2 separate regions of the Homo sapiens genome follow, and region 1 is linked to region 2. A link is an interaction called in ENCODE POLR2A ChIA-PET data of the cell type or tissue named here. Cell type or tissue: A673. All regions are shown on one strand.

Region 1 (4,000 bases), 150 kb before region 2:
AGCACACAAAATAAAGGTGTACCAGCTGCTCACCAACAGCTATGGAAAAAGGGTGTCAGAACTCAACCCAGTTCTCTCTTCTACCCTGCCCAGATAACGTTCTCCCTGCTTTAGAACTCACACTGCCCACTGTGCACTTTCAGCTACTGACAGCCAACTATCAAGGACACAACCAAAAAGCTGGAGCTTCTGCAACTATGTGGTCAGTCTTCCCCTAACAGACCTCAAGTTATTTGAGCTCTAAATCTAAAAACAAAATTCTAAAACTTAACTTTTCAACATTAAAATCACCTATTTTTCTATCCAACAAAGATTGTACTTGAAGAAGTCTTTCTGGCTAAACAATGAGAAAAGACCCAAGCAAATAAGCAAGACTTCAATTAACTTCACCATTGACTACTGTGTCAGTCACAGAATGTCAGTCTAGCTGAGAATGTTCAAGGGATGTAAGTTAACATCAGGCAAAACCCTCCAAAGAAGTTACCATGCTTTCCCTCTTGCATTCTCCAGATGGCCTATATTTTTATATTATGGGCCATACAGAACCCCTATTTCAGATTTTTATTTCATATGTATATCTGAGTTGCTTTAACGCCATTTACAACCTGCAAAATACTATGACTAGAATGTGACACTAGAAAAGCTTAAATCAAATCAACTGATTGTATTATGCTTCAATCAGACTTTTACTTTACAATACATCTTATTCTGGCTATCATTACACTGATCTAGCCTAGCTGGTTTTCTCACTGCCTGTGTTTTTGTGGTTTTCTTTCTTTTGAGGGGAGTAGAGGGGTGCATACCTATTTCCCCTATATGAAGAAATGTGTTCACAGAAGGGAAATGGTCTACAGTGAATAAACGGAAAAGACCAGAGTTAGAACTTCACTGTTTGAATAGGAGAGATTAAATCTGGGGATAGGCCAGGCGTGGTGGCTCACGCCTGTAATCCCAGCACTTTGGGAGGCCGAGGCAGGTAGACTGCTCAAGTCCAGGAGTTCAAGACCAGCCTGAGCAACATGGCGACACCCAGTCTCTACTAAAAATACAAAAATTAGTTGGGAGTGGTGGCGCATGCGTCTGTAGTCCTAGCTATTCGGGAGGCTGATGTGGGAGGATCACTTGAGCCAAGGGGACTTGGGTTGCAGTGAGCTGAGATCGAATCACTGCACTCCAGCCTGGGTTGTGAAGTAAGACCGTCTCAAAAATAATAATAATACAATGAAATAAATCTGGGGATAAGTATTCTGGTCTTTAGAGAGGCAAACAGCATTGTAAGACAAGCATAATTCTTTGATCAGGTTTCACCATGGCTTAAAATGACAAAACACTCAAGACCAACTTTATATGGTCTGTTTCAGGCTCACAGTGCAACTTTCTGATTATTAAATACTTCCTTAAGCGCCTCAACTCCCAAGTACCTCCATACAAGGAATAGTGTCCTGTGGAATGCAGACACAAGTAATTCAGGAGAAAAGCATATCCCCCCCTTGTGAATTACAATACTACAGTATTATTATAACTTACAAATCAGTGTGTTTGATTGGTCTCAATCACCCCTAGGAGATGAACTACTAAAATGGAATTTCTGGATCTTCAAGGCTAAAGAATAGGCTGTGGAATGTAGGATCACATTGAGATACCACCCCACCCTGTCTAGGCAGCCAGCTGGCATCCCTCTAAGAGGACTTAAGTTCAATTCTCCCTAAATTGTCACAGTAATTACAGGAATCTTATTTTATGCTTAATTATCCATAACCAAAATTCACCAGAACTGAGATCTAAAAAGCAGATGTCTATAAATGCAAACATGCCTACTGAACAATTCAACAGCACTGAGATGCATAAAAAGCAGACTGGGCACAGTGGCTCAGGCCTGTAATCCCAGCACTCTGGGAGGCCGAGGAGGGCAGAATGCTTGATTCCAGGAGTTCAAGACCAGCCTAGGCAACACAGCAAGACCCTGACTCTTAAAAAAAAAATTATATATATATATATATATGTATGTATATGTATATAAGCATGAAAAGCAATAAAGGCCAAGTAAACAATGATCGCTAAACAAGACAAACATCTAATCTGACACTAATGAAATAAAAAAAAATTTCATTCTCCCAACCATAATCTTATTAGCAAAACCATACTAAAGTACTCTCAATTCAAGAAGTATCATCAAATTCTCAAAACGAAAATTTGGCTTAAAGACATGACCCAAAGGGTATAATTAATGTTGAAGGAGGTTATCTGATGTAAATATGGATGCCTTTTTAACTTCTATATATAGTCTGCTATCTTTCAAGTAATGAGCATGTAAAACTTGGAATAAAACTTGCTTTGAAAAAAAGCAAACAAATTAACAAAAACGTATAAATAAAGCAACTGTAAACTTTCAAACCTAGTAAGGTGTCATTCATTCCAGAAAAACTTATCTAAGTGTACTCTTCCCTAGGATGACAAGCAGAAACATTAGAAAGTTACTTAATATAGCCGGAGACGGTGGCTCACCCCTGTAATCCCAGCACTTTGGGAGGCTGAGGTAGGCAGATCATGAGGTCAGGAGTTCAAGACCAGCCTGACCAACATAGTGAAACCCCATCTCTACTAAAAATACAAAAATTAGCCGGGCGCAGTGGTGCACGCCTGTGACCCCAGCTACTCAGGAGGCTGAGGCAGGAGAATCGCTTGAACCCAGGAGGCGGGGATTGCAGTGACCTGAGATCGTGCCACTGCACTCCAGCCTGGGCGACAGAGCAAGACGCAGTCTCAAAAAAAAAAAGTTACTTAATACTAAGATGACAAATTTTCCCTAGCATATTCTTCATGAATCCAAGTTCTATTAATTCTGGATATACAAGGAGAGTGGGGGAGTTGTCCAAAGAAAATTAAAGATGGTATAATATTTACTTTTAATTAATGTATCTGATATTAACTAGTTAGAAATGGAGGGTAAACAGTCCCATTGACAATAGTGTCAAAATAAAATACGTAGGAATAAATTTAGTAAGAAAGGTATAGGAACTATACGAAAAAAACTACGAAATCTATAAAATATTTGTTGAAAGACCTAAAATAAACTTGAACAAACAGACACACACTACAGCAAGGAAAAATTATCATCAAAAACTGTTAAGGCTGGGTGCGGTGGCTCACGCCAGTAATCCCAACACTTTAGAGGCCAAGGTGGGAGGATCACTTGAGGCCATGAGTTAGAAACCAGCCTGGGCAATACAGTGAGACTGTGTCTCTACACTGCCTCCCAGATTCAAGCAATTCTCCTGCCTTACCCTACCGAGTAGCCAGGACTATAGGCGCGTGCCACCACGCTCAGCTAATTTTTTTGTATTTTTAGTAGAGACAAGGTTTCACCTTGTTAGCTAGGATGATCTCAGTCTCCTGACCTCGTGATCCGCCAGCCTCGGCCTCCCAAAGTGCTGGGATTACAGGCATGAGCCACTGCACCCAGCTGGAATGGATTCTAAGACAGTTTCAGAAACCAAAGAGGAAAAGAGGGATATATATAATTACCTGAAAATGTCTGTGACATAAATAAGATTAAAAGATAAATGAGGCCGGGCGTGGTGCGGTGGCTCACGCCTGTAATCCCAGCACTTTGGAAGGCAGAGGCAGGCAGATCACCTGAGGTCAGGAGTTTGAGACCAGCCTGGCCAACATGGCGAATCTCTGTCTCTACTAAAAGTACAAAAATTAGCCGGGCATGGTGGCGGGCACCTGTAATCCCAGCTACCCAGGAAGCTGAGGCAGGAGAATTGCTTGAACCCAGGAGGCAGAGGCTGCAGTGAGCCGAGATCACACCACTGCACTCTAGCCTGGGCGACAAGGGTGAGACTCTGTCTCCCAGGAAAAAAAAAAAGGATAAATGAAAGACAAGAAAAATACACGTGCCATATAACAAAGAATTAACATTCCATAAGCGCTCCTACAGGAGGAAAAAAAAAGAGAAAGAAAAATGAAGCAAGGACATGAGCAGACAATTCTCGGT
Region 2 (4,000 bases):
AAGCAATTCTCCTGTCTCAGCCTCCTGAGTAGCTGGGATTACAGGCATGTGCCACCATGCCTGGCTAATTTTTGTATTTTTAGTAGATATGGGGTTTTGCCAAGTTAGCCAGGCTAGTCTCAAACTCCTGACTTCAGGTCATCTGCCTGCCTCGGCCTCCCAAAGTGCTGGGATTACAGGTGTGAGCTACCATGCCCAGCCAGGCACAGAGCTTATAATTAGCATTTATTTGCTTTTTATTGCCTTTTTTTTTTCTTGATACAGGGTCTGGCTCTCACCCAGGCTGGAGTGCACTGGTATGATCTCAGCTCACTACAACCTTTGATTCCCAGGATCAAACCATTCTGCCACCTCAGCCTCCCAAGTAGCTGAGACAACATGTGCACACCACCATGCCAGGCTAATTTTTGTATTTTTGGTAGAGACGAGGTTTCACACCATGTTGCCCAGGCTGGTCTCGAACTCCTGGGCTCAAGTGATCTTCCTGCCTTGGCCTCCCAAAGTGCTGGGATTATAGGCTTGAGACACCGCACCCAGCCTGCCTTTCTTTAAAAGGACAGCCAGGCACTTGAACCTCTAATGCTGAAAACTGTAGATCAAAACAAACAACAAATCAAAAAACTAGAGACAGTAAAGGATCAGAAGGAAAAAAACCACCATAATATCCTCAGAGTTAAGAGGATATTGCATCCGTAAAAGAACAATAAGAGACTATGAAAAAAACAATTTGGAAATTAAATATTATAGAAAGAAAAAATAGTTTAGAAGATAAAAATTAAATACTGCAGATATTAGATGAAAAAGATGGAAAACAGAAGCAAAAATATAAGAAAATCAGAACTCCAGGAGTTACAATGTCAAAATGCTAGAAAATCAGAAAAAGTGAACAGAAAAAATGGAGAAGAAATTAACCAAAAAAATGCAAGAAAATTCCTCAGAACTTAAGGTCACGTTTCCAGATGATAGAACATTCTATGACATTCTTTTTTTTTTTTTTTTTTTTTGAGATGGAGTCTCGCTCTGTCACCCAGGCTGGAGAGCAGTGGCACCGTCTCAGCTCACTGCAACCTCCACCTCCTGGGTTCAAGCGATTCTTCTGCTTCAGCCTCCCGAATAGTTGGGACTGCAGGCGCGAGCCACCATGCCTGGGTAATTTTTGTATTTTTAGTAGAGACGGGGTGTCACCATATTGGCCAGGCTGGTCTCGAACTCCTAGACCTTGTGATCCACCTGCCTCGGCCTCCCAAAGTGCTGGGATTACAGGCATGAGCCACCGTGCCCGACCTCTATGACATTCTTTCATAACTCAGAGGACAAAGAAAAAAACCTAAAAACTTTTGGGGTTGGGGACTGGGAATCAGCATGCCAGCATAATACTTTTTAACACTAACATGAAAAGCTAGAAAGCAATGGAGCTACACTTTTCAAAATTCTGGCTGGGCACGGTGGCTCATACCTGTAATCCCAGCACTTTCGGAGGCCAAGGTGGTCAGTTCACTTGAGGTCAGGAGTTCAAGACCAGCCTGGCAAACATGGCGAAACCCCATAAAATATGTAAATACATAAATTGTAAAAATAAAAAAATCAGCCAGGCATGGTGGCGGGCACCTGTAATCCCAGTTACTTGGGAGGCTCAGGCAGGGAGAACTGCTTGAACCCAGGAGGCAGAGGGTACAGAGAGCCAAGATGGTGCCACTGCACTCCAGCCTGGGCGACAGAGCAAGACTCCGTCTCAAACAAACGAACCAAAATCCTGCAAGAAAGAAATTATATACAGATAAATTAGAATCTAATGTGATGGGAGAATAAAAACACTTTTGGAGATGTAAGTCTCCAACAAATTTACCTCTCTTGTACTCTTCCAGGAAGTTACCTTCAATGAAACCACATTCCTGGTTTTGCACTTATTGAACAGCCTTCTTTGCTACGTGTGGTTGAATTCCAGGGGTCACTCCAGTTACCTCTCATGATGTAACTGAATCCATTCTCATTCTTGCTTGTCAGCCTTTCGTGAAGCTCATCAGTGGGAATCAGCACCATGGGCCTGGGTGAACAGATGTAACTGAACCTCCTTAGATGAAGTCCAGGGAATAGGCTCTTGGGACGCCCACAGGTATGGCCGTTATCACAAAACGCCAGCTGACCTTCGTCCACTTTCTCATAGGTCTTGGTACGGGGTATTTGGAAAATTAATTGTACCCCACATTTGCAATGACTGGGCTCCAGGACTGCATTCTTACCTCTGTAATCCCCATACAGGCTAGGAAGAAGGATATGATTGGCCCAGGGGTAGAAATCCTGAAGAAGTTTGATTTCCGAGAACTGGTGCGAAAATGTCTTCCAGATAGCTTGGTGGAGGTAAAATCTATTGGAGTTCTTTGCAGAGTAGATTGCAGTCATCAACAGGGTAAGGAAGAGGATTTGTACTTGTTTAGAAGAGGAAAAAAATGTCATAGTTGAGTGGTTAACTTAGAAATCCTCTATGTCTTTTTCATTTTTCCTAAGTCTATAGACTTATGCAGGTCAAAACCAGTCAAAAACTGGCTGTTTCATATGGTTCAATCTAATAATTATAAATACATACATACACATTTCCTTCCCAGAATTATTCTGCCACTAATGATACATTTTACTTAAAATAAGATACAATGGCTGTGGCTGGGCACAGTGGCTCACACCTGTAATCCTAGCACTTTGGGAAGCTGAGACGGGCAGATCACCTGAGGTCAGGAGTTCGAGACCAGCCTGACCAACATAGTAAAACCCCCCCATCTACTAGAAATACAAAAATTAGCTGGGCGTGGTGGTCTGTGCCTGTAATCCCAGCTAACCAGGAGGCCGAGGTAGGAGAATCGCTAGAACCCAGGAGGCACAGGATGCAGTGAGCTGACATTGCACCACTGCACTCCAGCCTGGGCAACAAAGTGAGACTCCGTCTCAAAAAAAAAAAAAAAAAAAAACATAAAATCCCGCACAAGAAATATGGTGTTTAGCTCTAAGGACTAAGCATGCACTCTGTCTCTCATGTGATTGTGTTTACAAGAAGTGAAGTCATGATAAAAGCAGAATTTGTCTTATTTGGACTAGGGAATCCAATAATGAACTAGATGTGTTGAAGCCAGTCAACTGGCACCTACAGAAGAGCCATCTGCCAAAGCATTTTCATTTTCCCTCCATAGATCAAGTGTTATTACATTTTGCAGGTGGAGAAAGTGACTTACTCAAGCACACAATAAAACCTCTAGACTCCAAGGTCAGGGATCTGTCCAGTTACCATCCCACCTGCTTTACTGGAATCCCAAATCTCACAGGGTGAAGATTTTAAAAGACAGCTTTTTAACCCTTCTTTATTTTCCATTTTATTCTCTCTCTTCCTTTCCCTTCTGGAAAAGGTGCTGTGTTATCAGTATGTTGCCATTTCCTCTCCATACCCAAAATATCTCCAGTCAGCTTGAAGAGTTTCTTCTTTTTCAAGGTTCTTTCTGGGTGCTTAGTTGGACTATTTATAGCTGGGGCTACATAGACGGGGTTGTTCTTATCTCTTGAACCTGGTACTGACGAAGAACATTTTGCTGTCAAAAATTCAAATATAGACCAAAGAAATGTTATATTTCATTAAGCAGTCACTCACCATTCATTGAGCATCTACTGTGAGCACCTCCTTTTAAATGTTAAACAAGGAATAAAACTACCTATGCAGTGCTTCTTAAACTCTCTATTATAAAGGACCTGTTTTTTAAAAAATTCCAATCAATTGGGGACTGATACTTTTGTACAATACAGTAAAAATGAGTTACTAGGCTGAACACAGCGGCTCATGCCTGTAATTCCAATTCTAGCACTTTGGGAGGCCAAGGCAGCAGGATCACTTGAGGCCAGGAGTTGACCAGCCTGGTCAACATAGTGAGACGTTGTCTCTACAAAAAAATAAAAAATTAGCCAGGCATAGTGGCTCATGCCTGTGGTCCCGGCTACTAGGGAGACTGAGGTGAGAGGACTG

Evidence for each region. ChIA-PET counts read pairs that join two places held together with the same protein. Peaks named below come from ENCODE experiments on the same cell type or tissue, not always from the same donor. Only the 100,000 strongest peaks of a DNase experiment are listed, where the experiment ranks them.
Region 1: POLR2A ChIA-PET joins it to region 2 with 6 read pairs; 6 of 35 experiments call an interaction of 5 or more read pairs at or near these places.

What each region holds. Positions count from the first base shown.
Region 1 is chr16:71,795,034-71,799,033 of GRCh38, forward strand. The region is part of intron 1 of AP1G1 (adaptor related protein complex 1 subunit gamma 1); the gene reads right to left. Among named protein-coding and RNA genes, the nearest start is that of AP1G1, 12 kb to the right of the region's middle. In A673, no CTCF peak of the experiment used is centred here; a DNase peak (open chromatin) is centred at 1,718; H3K27ac peaks cover 1,927 bases.
Region 2 is chr16:71,940,599-71,944,598 of GRCh38, forward strand. PKD1L3 (polycystin 1 like 3, transient receptor potential channel interacting) reads right to left here. Exons shown (of 30, transcript NM_181536.2): 23 at 3,432-3,572; 24 at 1,962-2,426. Among named protein-coding and RNA genes, the nearest start is that of IST1, 47 kb to the left of the region's middle. In A673, no CTCF peak of the experiment used is centred here; no DNase peak of the experiment used is centred here.